3 separate regions of the Mus musculus genome follow, and all the other regions are linked to region 1. The links are chromatin contacts, found by POLR2A ChIA-PET in ENCODE. All regions are on one chromosome and are shown on one strand. The core of a region is the stretch at or near the end of the contact, and the rest is flanking DNA. Distances in the headings are between cores, read along the strand shown. Region 1 holds the start of Hexim2 (hexamethylene bis-acetamide inducible 2). Region 2 holds the start of Nmt1 (N-myristoyltransferase 1). Region 3 overlaps Nmt1 (N-myristoyltransferase 1).

What was found. ChIA-PET counts read pairs that join two places held with the same protein, here RNA polymerase II (POLR2A).
Region 2: POLR2A ChIA-PET joins it to region 1 with 17 read pairs in embryonic stem cell. The contact joins the promoter of Nmt1 here to the promoter of Hexim2 in region 1. POLR2A ChIA-PET finds 5 or more read pairs at or near these places in 4 of 5 experiments (Patski and embryonic stem cell).
Region 3: POLR2A ChIA-PET joins it to region 1 with 10 read pairs in embryonic stem cell. The contact joins the enhancer-like site here to the promoter of Hexim2 in region 1. POLR2A ChIA-PET finds 5 or more read pairs at or near these places in 4 of 5 experiments (Patski and embryonic stem cell).

Annotation. Positions count from the first base shown.
Region 1 is chr11:103,131,740-103,135,038 of GRCm38, forward strand. It overlaps Hexim2 (hexamethylene bis-acetamide inducible 2), which reads left to right and starts at 1,620. Exons shown (of 3, transcript NM_027658.2): 1 at 1,620-1,718; 2 at 2,296-2,402. The coding sequence starts at 2,340.
Region 2 is chr11:103,026,921-103,030,219 of GRCm38, forward strand. Nmt1 (N-myristoyltransferase 1) reads left to right here and starts at 1,623. Exons shown (of 12, transcript NM_008707.4): 1 at 1,623-1,782. The coding sequence starts at 1,652. It also overlaps a transcript of Dcakd not described here.
Region 3 is chr11:103,066,259-103,069,557 of GRCm38, forward strand. It overlaps Nmt1 (N-myristoyltransferase 1), which reads left to right. Exons shown (of 12, transcript NM_008707.4): 12 at 1-2,650. Among named protein-coding and RNA genes, the nearest start is that of Gm42090, 20 kb to the left of the region's middle. Within about 2 kb of position 1,549, at least 1 of the 3 ENCODE cell types and tissues checked has a DNase peak (open chromatin) inside an H3K27ac peak, as active enhancers do.

The DNA of each region.
Region 1 (3,299 bases), core at 370-2,869:
CAATGAGACAGTGGCACAGAAAATACTCTTTTTAGTTTGTGGAACAAGACTTTAAATGGGACATGGTGTAGGCTTACAAAAAAAAAAAAAAAAAAAATCACATCGGAATTAACTCCCTTTGCCCTTGTAGCACAGCCTCTTCGCCCCTAAGTTACGGCTCAGATTTCAAAATGCAAGCAGATGTTTTTGAAGTACCCGAAATGGGCCACTCCGTTTCTATTACTGGACTGTAGTGACTGAAATTATTTTCTTTCCCCCAACCCTTCAAAGGGCATAACCCCATCCCTTTGGCGTGAAATTTTGAAGTGGGGCGACACACTTCAGGAGTTTCCAAAAGCGGATGCTGACGTTCGAGGTCAGGCCATTGGGAGAGTCGGGGCTCGATGGGAGAAATCTTGAGGGCAAGAGAGCTCAGAAATTTCCAAGCGCTAAGCTCGAGCTTTCCACGTGCCCAGATCTAGTTGGTCCCAGGGGGAGTTGGTGGCTGTTATAGAAGTTAGAGGGTTGTTGCTTTTCGCAGCCCTGAGAAGTGGGATGGACACGGTGTATGGGGGTGGGGAGGCGGGTGCAATCCGGCCGGGCAACCTCGGAGCCTCCAGCTCACTAGCACTGCTCAGGGCATGCGGCCAGAGTTGCAACCTCGGCCCGTCCCTGCGAGCCAGGGTCTCCAACTGGCGTCGCGCCCACCTCGTCCTTCAGATGGGGGTCCGGCTACGCCGGGCCTGGCCGCCATACCCGGGATGAATGGGGGTGACGAGAGGCCTTGGGCAGACCTCGGCCTCAGGATCACGTCCCGGTGGAAGCACAGCAGAGGGGAAGCCGTCTTACTGGCCTCTCCTCTGCTGGGATCCCGGGAAATACGCGGTAATTACCCCAAAAGGCCGCTCTCAAAGGCGAGGCGGAGAGGCTGCCGGGACGGTTTGAGGACTGGGCTCGGCCGGGGAGACGCCAACCTTCACCCTTCCCAGCCCCCGACCCAACTCCCCGCCGTCTCCCGGCGCCGCCACTTCAGGCAGCCCACTCGGCCCGGCCTCTCCCCGCGCCCGGACCACCCCCCATGGGGTGCTCTCACTGCGCAGCGAGTCCCTCCGCTGCCTCCTCCCAGCCCAAAATGGCGGCGGCGGCGGCGGCCCCCGAGCTGCTCGTCGCCTTCCTCAAGGCTAGGGAATCCCTCCGCGCGCAAGCCCCGCCCCCGCGACCGGATCTCTATTTCTCCCTGGTAAAGCCTAACGCCATCAATGAACTCTTTAATTGAGCTCTGACAGGGCGGGTCCAGTTGTGCTTCCGCACAGCTAGTTGTTGACAAAAGTCGGGAGACTGGCAGACAAGCGACCCAATCAAAGAAGAGATCGGTGAGCGCGGGACGTTCACGCAAAGGCAAATAGGTTTTTTTTTTTTTTTTTTTTTTTTTTTTTTTTTTTTTTTTTTTTTTTGGCGTTCCTGGGCATGGTTGTTGACGTAATGGGAGCTTGAAAGTATCCTGGGCAGCTTTCCTAGGGTGGAAGAACTACAACCCCCAGCAGCCATTGCGCTGCCAGGCTGTCCTCTTCGCCCCTCCACCTCCCCCCCCCCCCATCTTAGGGCTTTAGCGGCTTGGCCAGAGCTGCTGCTACTGCAGCAAGAGATAGGGCAGAGGCGTTGAGACTCTCATGGACAGGCGGTCGCACAGAAAGACACACAGAGGTAGTGGTGTACACTAAGCCCTTGACAGCAAATAGGTCAGTCCCACCTTCGTTAAATCTCCCTGCCAGGACTTTTCCCTCCTCCAAGAACTCCATTTTTACTCCCATTGAATTTTTTTTCTTCTTCTTTCTGTCAGCTGCATGTAGTTTGAAGACTTCTTCCCTTTAGCTCCCCGTTCCTTGAGACAGGAGAGAAGCCGTCCAGGCCCTGTAGACAAAAAGACTTCAACCATAGGCTCTGACCAGGTCCCAACCTAGAGAGATTGAAGGTGGTCAAGATAGGGGCTTCCAGGAGCTACAGACCCACCCTCTCCACAGCATCCCCCAAGCAGTGTCCTTTCTGGGTGACAGAGCTCAGGCCTACCCTCCTAACTGCCAGCCTGTCTTTACTTATTAGGAGAGCAGAGGCCCAGGGCCTCTGCTCTCCCACTTGGTCCCTTGCTGGCTAGCAATGTGAAGACTAGAGTATGGAAACAGCCTTCCGAGTCTTCACTTGAAAGTGAAGGCCATGCAGGTCTGGGGCCACAAAATGGCTGCTGCTGCTGTGACAAAACAATTCCTGACCAACCAGCTTCTGCCTAAGGACTTAGGTTTCTGTTGTTGTTCAAAGCAGGTGACAGTAGTTAAAGACATCATCTGCTGCAAGAGTAGGAGAAGATGGCCACTGTGAACCATACCAACTGCAACACAGCGTCACCAGCTGCTCTGGAGGAGGCCAAGGTAAGTACCCACCCTCCCAGCCACCTGAAAGCCCTAAACGTGGGGTCAGATAGCTGAAATCCTAGGGCTTTTGTTGTTTTGTCTTGTTGGTTGGTTGGTAGATTTAGAAAACCAGTATTTTATTTTATTTTCGTTTGTTTGAGACCTTGAGGGGGGAGGTGGGGGGGGGTGTCTTTCTGTGTATCCCCAGCTGGCCTCGAACTTGCAACAACGTTCTTCTTCAGCCTTCCAAGGGCTAAAATTACAGCCTGCACCACCACACCCAGCTAGAAAGCCAGTGTTTTAAATGAGTCTGTACTGTGCTCTGGGAAGTAGGCCAGAATGTGATTCAATGATGGCTCATGAATTCCTAAAAGCCCTTCAAGGTAGATGTTATTTCCAGTGGACAGAAGCTGAGGTTGGAGAGCTGCACTACCTTTTCCAGAATCAGGCAGCCTGTGAGGAACAAAATTCCACCTTACATTTAGGGTCTTCTGATAACAGTACCTTGTCTCTCAATGACAAGTGACCTCAAGGACAAATAACTTGGTTAGAGATTTTGCACTTAAAAAAAAATTTATTTTTTCCGGGCTGAGAACCAAGAATGAGTCAAGACAAGAGATTTCGGTGTACAGGTTGACAGGCAGGGCAGGAAAACCTCAGAGGAGAGGGAGAAAGCGCCTAAGTCCTCAGTAAATGGCAACTTAGTATGTGGGCTGACAGCAGGAACCCACAGAGTCCCAGCCCATGCTGGCTCTCGGTGGCCCTTATCCATCACCACACTTCCAAAATAGCAGAGAGCCAAACATCAGAGAGTTGGTTTCTGTTGTTATTGTTGTTGTTGTTGTTGTTGTTGTTGATTTCACAATGCTAGGAATTGAACCCAGGGCCTTGCCAATGCTAGAAAAGTGCTTTATC
Region 2 (3,299 bases), core at 373-2,872, 100 kb before region 1:
CTGGGCCTGCCGCTCAAGTAAGATGAGTTGGCTATATTTAGCTCTGCAGTTTCTTTTTTGTTGTTGTTGCTCTTGTTGTTTTCTGTGAGTCAGAAAAGGAATTGCTTCTTCCCTTGTTCAGTTTTACCAAGGCAAAGGTCATTTCCCTTTTCGGCCTTGCAGCTCTCTGATGGTAAGACCCAGTCTTTCACCACCCAGCATACTCAGCACAAATAGGAAGGCTCTAAGCCCTTGTCTTTGGGCAATCTTCTCAGGATTATGATTAGACTAGCTAGTTACAGGACAAAGCCCAGAGGGACAGAAGCATTTAGGCAATTCTAAGATAGATGCTGCATTTACCTGGCTATAACTGATTCGTCCTTGGAAGTTGCCTGGATCCAACAGTGTGACTGGTGTGACGGTGAAGCCTTACAGAGGGCACAGAGTAGGTAGATACAGATTTATAGACAGATTTTGCCGCCTACAAACAATGTACCAACTTTTCTGGAACAGTCTTTTCATCTGTGAAAAAGGAATAATAATGGCATAACACATTCTAAGCTTGTTAAAATTATAGGAATTCAGGTACAAAAAGTCTTACGCCAGAGCCTGGCGTGTAAGTGCTCATTAAAGTCTTGTGTTGGGAGTAGGGGAGCTCGTGAGGCCTCAACCCCAGACTAAGAACTACAGGCAATTAAGGAAGGCTAAAAATGGGGGAGGAAATAGTTCTTCCCAGGCACACCAGCCCTGAAATCATTTGCATACAACATTATGCTTACTGAACGGGCTATATTTATATATTTAGGAAAACACACACACACCCATATGTAACAACAACTAAAGAAAAAGAGGCCATGAATTTGAGAGCAAGGTGGGGTGTATATGGGAGGGGTTAGAGGAAGGAAAGGGGAAGTGGGGAAATGGTGTAATTATCATAATCTTAAAAAAAAAGACTTGTTATGGAAGGCTCTAGAGGAGAATCAAAGGGAAATGTGAAGAAGAGCGCAGTGCAAAATTAGAAGCCAAGAAATGGTAAGCCTCCCCTGCAAGCAATCAAGTCTTTGGCTCGGGGGCAGTGTTCCACACACCTCAATGCACTGCCTCTCGGTTTTAGATTTCCAAAGACCCAGGTCTCCCTAAAGGCTGGAGTAGGGAAGGCAGCCGAGAGCAAACCTATAGGAAAGTCCTCTGTAAGGGCATTTGAGCTCCTGGAGAATCGCAGCCATGAACCTCAGTGTCTTTCACTTACCCAGGAATGGTAACGGTCCTTAACGTTAGCCGATAACGGCTCATCTGTGGCCTGTTGATTACCAAGGGCGGCCTGAAAACCTTGGACTTTGCAAGCCCTTTACTTGCGAAACTCTAATTCAACATGGAACTGCAACTCCCAGCGTGCCCCGCGACCACCCTATAAGGCGTACAGCGCCCTTCGTCTCAGAGGGCGGCCGAACCTAGGGGCTTCCGGAATTGCTGCCCGCTCCTCCCAAGGCAGCGTCCCTTCATGATTTCTGGGTTTTGTAGTCCACATCGGTACAGTTTTTTGAAAACAAGCCACCCTTAGTGGCAGATTTCTTCACACAAACTACAAAACCCAGAATACAGCGCGTACTTCCTCTGTCCAATAGGAGCCCTCCATGTAGCGGGGCGCGGAGTCCGGCTCTCGCAACCCAAGATGGCGGATGAGAGTGAGACAGCAGTGAAGCTGCCGGCACCTTCGTTGCCACTGATGATGGAAGGGAATGGAAACGGCCATGAGCACTGCAGCGATTGCGAGAACGAGGAGGACAACAGCCACAACAGGAGGTAACGAGATCATCGTAGCCCAATTCCTGTCCGGTCTCCCACAAGCTGGGTATCTGGGGTGCGGGGAAGTCACCGGGAGCTTAGTCTAACCCCACCCCCATGTTCTTATTGGCTAAGCCATTGAGATCCTACCTAGCGATTGGTTTTTGTCTTTGTCACTTACCAGGATGGGTGCTCAGATATTAAGGGTCGGAGACATGCAATACTTTTATTATATAAAAGTTCTGTTTAGTGTACCACTCCCTTGCTTTAGGCACGATGGGGGAAAAGAACATTTTGAACGGTAGATTTCAGTAGTACAATGCAGAGCAATCTAGAAGCTGCGGTTCAGAAGGAACGTTACTTATAAAGGTGTATGAGAAACGTGACTAGCCATAAACTAATAATAAAACATTTCGTTGTAGTTCACGCTCAATGAGGAAATTCACTAGGCTATACAAGCCATGCATATAATTATGTTGTAAAATATAACTGCCAGACAAGTCCGAAATATAAACTCACTATGATCCTATGTTATTAGTGATGTGATGTTTTGATTTATTCAGTGTCTGTTGCCTCAAATAATCGGTGAAGAGTCAATTTCATTGTACCTTCACTTTGTTAATTTAGTGAAGGGCCTCAAAGCTTCAATAAACTGATGTTGCTTCTTGGAGAACATGTGGTATTTGTGGGGTACTACTGCACGTCTTGTACTTTAGGGTCTCCCTGGGGTTTTTTGTTCGTTATGTTTTGCCTTTTTAGACAGGTTCTACTGTGTAGCTATGGCTGGCCTGGGGCATACAATGTAGAACAGATTGACTCCAAACTTGGGGTGATGTTCTTGTCTCTCGGGTATGGGGATTAGTACTGTTACAGGTCACTGTGTAGGTCAGGGTCTTACTATAAGTAATTTCAGTCTTTTGTTAGTAGAGAAGAAGAAATGGGCCAGATATTTGAGAATTTGTATTTGTCTTTGTTTTTCCAATCAGTACATCAGTAAGCCAGTCACGAAAAATGATGTATTTAAGTTCATATTATTTTCCTGCTGCTCTAACGCCCCCACCCAATATGTATGTATGTATGTATGTATGTATACATATGTATATTTTTGTGTAGAGACTTGTGGGTGTGTGATTGAGTGGTTGTTTGTTGTTGTTGTTGTTTTTTGTTTTTGTTTTGTTTTGTTTTGTTTTTTGAGACAGGGTTTCTCTGTGTAGCCCTGGCTGTCTTGTAGACCAGGCTGGCTTCGAACTCAGAGATCCACCTGACTCTGCCTCCCAAGTGCTGAGATTAAAGGCGTGTGCCACCACTGCCTGGTGGTAGTTTGGTTTTTATAGCCAGATTTTGTTATAGCCAACTTGCCATTAGCTGTAGCCGGCAGCTCTTAGCTTCCCCCTAGCCCCAGTTAAAGTTGAGATGAAGATAGAAGTTTGTAACCTTTGGCTACACTCTATTTATTCCTCTGTCTTAAAGATGGCTGAGCAAAGGATTAAATGATCAGTAATCTGACTGTGGTGAGTTTTAGGCTTAAAAAAAAA
Region 3 (3,299 bases), core at 299-2,798, 66 kb before region 1:
TGGCTGTTGTCAGGGGCAGCAGGAGAAAGAGGATCTGGGGAGCCTCACCTGTTCCCCTTTGGAATTGGCTGCCAAGCAGGCTTTGAGCAAGGAGGTAAGGTCTAGGGACTGCCAGCTCAGGAGAGGGCTCAGATCTCCAGCATGACAGGACAAGCTCTTAGGGTGGAACTGGCCCTGGGCAGAGGCCAGACTACTGCATCCTGAGACCAGGAAGTGGTGACAATCATGGAAGTAGATTCATTAATCAAGTCCCTCTTCCATCTCCTGGGCCTTGTCCCGGAGGACACTATTCTACCAAGTGATTTTAGAAGGCTTCTGAGCTGGCTGTTGGCAGCCTAACAGGTGTGTGTCCTCTGAGAGACTTTGTCCTCACTGCTTAGGATGGGTGGCATTTTGAAAAGAACTTTGGACCTTTTGTAGAATCTGGAACCTCGTTGAGACCACATGAGCGCAAGCTCTGTCTAAGGCATATTAGAGCAAGGAGGGAGCTGGTATCCCAGGGAGGCTGAGCAGGCGTGGTGTGGCGATGCCCAGGCTGGTGAGTCCCAGCCCCTGCCTGTGCCTTCAGCCCCTCAGCCATCTCCTGTGCTCCTTTGTCTCCTTCCCAGGGCGTCCAGCCCACAGTGGCCGCAAGAAGCAGTAACTAGAGATGATCTAGACTTGGCGACATCGCCAGTGTCTGAGTCTGATTATCATCGGTGCTGTTGTGGGTTTTTGTGGTGGTAGTGATGGTTATTCAATGCTGCCAGTTTTTCCAGAAGTCGTCAAGCCCCTGACCACGTTGGCCGCCCATGTGGGCATTCTTGAGTGGTGTTGAGCCAAGTGGCTCAGGATTGGGCTGAACTGTCAGCGAGCCACACCCAGCCTCCTTGTAGCTTGTGCTACAAGAGAGAAAGCTCCACGTGACACATAGTAGGGAATTTCTTTGCTCTTTCTCCTCTTGGCATCTTGGGGGTCAGGGAGACCTTATAAGGGAAAGAAGCCTTAGCCACTAGCCAGGTTCAGCCTTGTCCCCAGAACTGAATGACGCTGTCGTACAGGCGAGCAGGGGTTTGAGGCATGCTGTGGCTTCTGGTGGTGGCCTGCAGAAACTAATGCCGCATCGCCTCTGCTGAAGGAAACTGTGCTAGGGATGCGTCCTGCTTGCTAGACTGCTGCTGGAGACAGAAGCTCTGCTTGGAGGAGTCTCATCAGAGGCTTAGGGACCTCCCTCTCCTTCACTGTCCTGTGTTGCCAACTGCAAGTGCCAGCGAAGGTGGCCGACTTGTGACTCCAAGATACTCAGACCAAAGAAACTATTGTTCTTGGCAAAATGTGCACTGAGTTCTCCAGAAGGGAGGGGTCAGAGGCGGGGCTCCCCTCAGCCTCAGTCATCAGACACTACCCTAAGTGCCCACACTTTAAAGGACAGAGTGCTCAAGGCTTTCCTTCTTGGGCGGGCCTGGAATGTGGAAAGCCTTCCTGTCTTACTCTCTATCAGCTGCAAGCCAGCCCCCGGCTCAAATTGCTTCTGGGGTTTGGGGAACACAAATCTCTGGAGTGAGCTTTGGTTTCATTGACCCTGGTCATGGGACAAAAACAGTGAACCCCAGGGAGACGCTCTGGAAGAGCTGCTGGCAAGGCCTCTGTCCCAAAAACCAGGTGGCTTGCTCTGCTTCTGCCGCTGCCTTGAGATGGGCGCCCTGCCCAGGTCTACAGGAGTTGGCTCAGGGGTTGTTTTTAAGTCTTATTTTTATCTAAACCGTTCTGGTATCTTCATTTAACCCTCGTGGGATTAGGGGCTAAAGAGGTTCAGAGCTACTCCACAGTATGGCAGCCCTGTGACTAGCTTGGACCAAACAAGAAGGGCTTTGGGGCATCCAAGCTGACCTGCCTCAGGCAGCCTCTGTTGGAAGAAGGCCTTCTGTGAGCCTAACCCTAGTCTTCTGCCATGTCCTGAAGGCCACCTTTTCCTTCCCTGCCTTTGGATCGACTCTCCACGCTACCATAGACACTAGTTTGTAAAGTGAGCTGGGTAGAAAGGCCTTAACTCTGAATTGAGGCCTGCGTGGGCTTGCTATCCCCACCCAGACCTGTGTCTGAAAGTATTGCTATCTGAGGATTGGCTCACACCAAGCTCTGCTAACACTCCTTTTTTTAATGGAAAATTTCAGGCCTTGCCCCTTCTTTCTGCCATTTGTTGCCCTCACTTGCTAGCGCTCTGAAGCCCAGAGGCAGGTGTCTTTGTGGTTTTGAATTCTGTCTCCAGAGATGACCAGCATTCAACTAACCTGGGGGCCCCAAGGCTCTGAAGAGGTTTCATGGAGCTGTCTACGTCTAAGAGAGAAAGAGACTCTCAGAAAAGGGAGCTAGAGCGTCTCTCTAGCCCTGTCTGCCTGTCCTTGAACCAGAGGAGACCCATTGTGTCTTGCTGCAGAGTGAAGGCAGGTCTACAGACGGGCTGTGCCCGAGGAGGAGAGCTGGGGCGGTTTTCATTGAATGAAACTAAAGTGTTAACTGTGGCCATCAGGTGCTGCATCTGAGGGTCGGAGAGCTTCACTCTATTGTCTTGGCTTTTCTTTGGGCCGTGCTGGGGGCGTTCATTGCTGGGATACCCAATGTACTGTTCCACTCCGGGCATCTCACTTGTTTCTAATAAAGGAAGTTCAACGGTCTGCTCTCTCCTGGTGTTCTTCTGGTCAGCGGTAGGTGGTATGTATAGCTAGGGGCCCCCAGGGCCACCAACACACGGCCAGCTTTGCAAGACTTCTTTCAGGGTGCATATGACTCTCCCCGGGCTTTCCCACCTACCACAGAGAGGCTGGTACTGATGCAGAAGAGCAGCCACGAGCTAAGGAAGAACCCTGCCACTAGCCCTGCACAGTCGTGTGCGTGCATGCGCGGCACAGGTGCCACAGGGTACGGTCTCCCCTCCCATGTTTCCATGGGACTCCAGGGATTGGGCTCAGATCATCCATTTTGTAGTGAGCACCTTAACTGCCGATATACTTTTTATTTGAGATAGTCTCACTAGGTTTCCAAGGCTGGCCCTGAAACTCAGCTGGCCTTGTTTGAGCCTCCTAAATAGAGAGGTTAAGGGCCTCTCCCACCGGGCACAGCTGAGGCATGCATGCTGCAGGACTGTGGATTGACCTCGGGACTCAAGCCTGCCCTGCGTGGCAAAGGCTCTTCAGGGAGCTTTCTAACATGACAGGTGAGCAGGCCCTGTCACCTGCATTTATGTCTTACTGTCTTCCTCTGGAGATTACCCATCCCAGTCCTTCCAATCTTTTTTTCTTTCTTTAAGCTGATTTATTGTT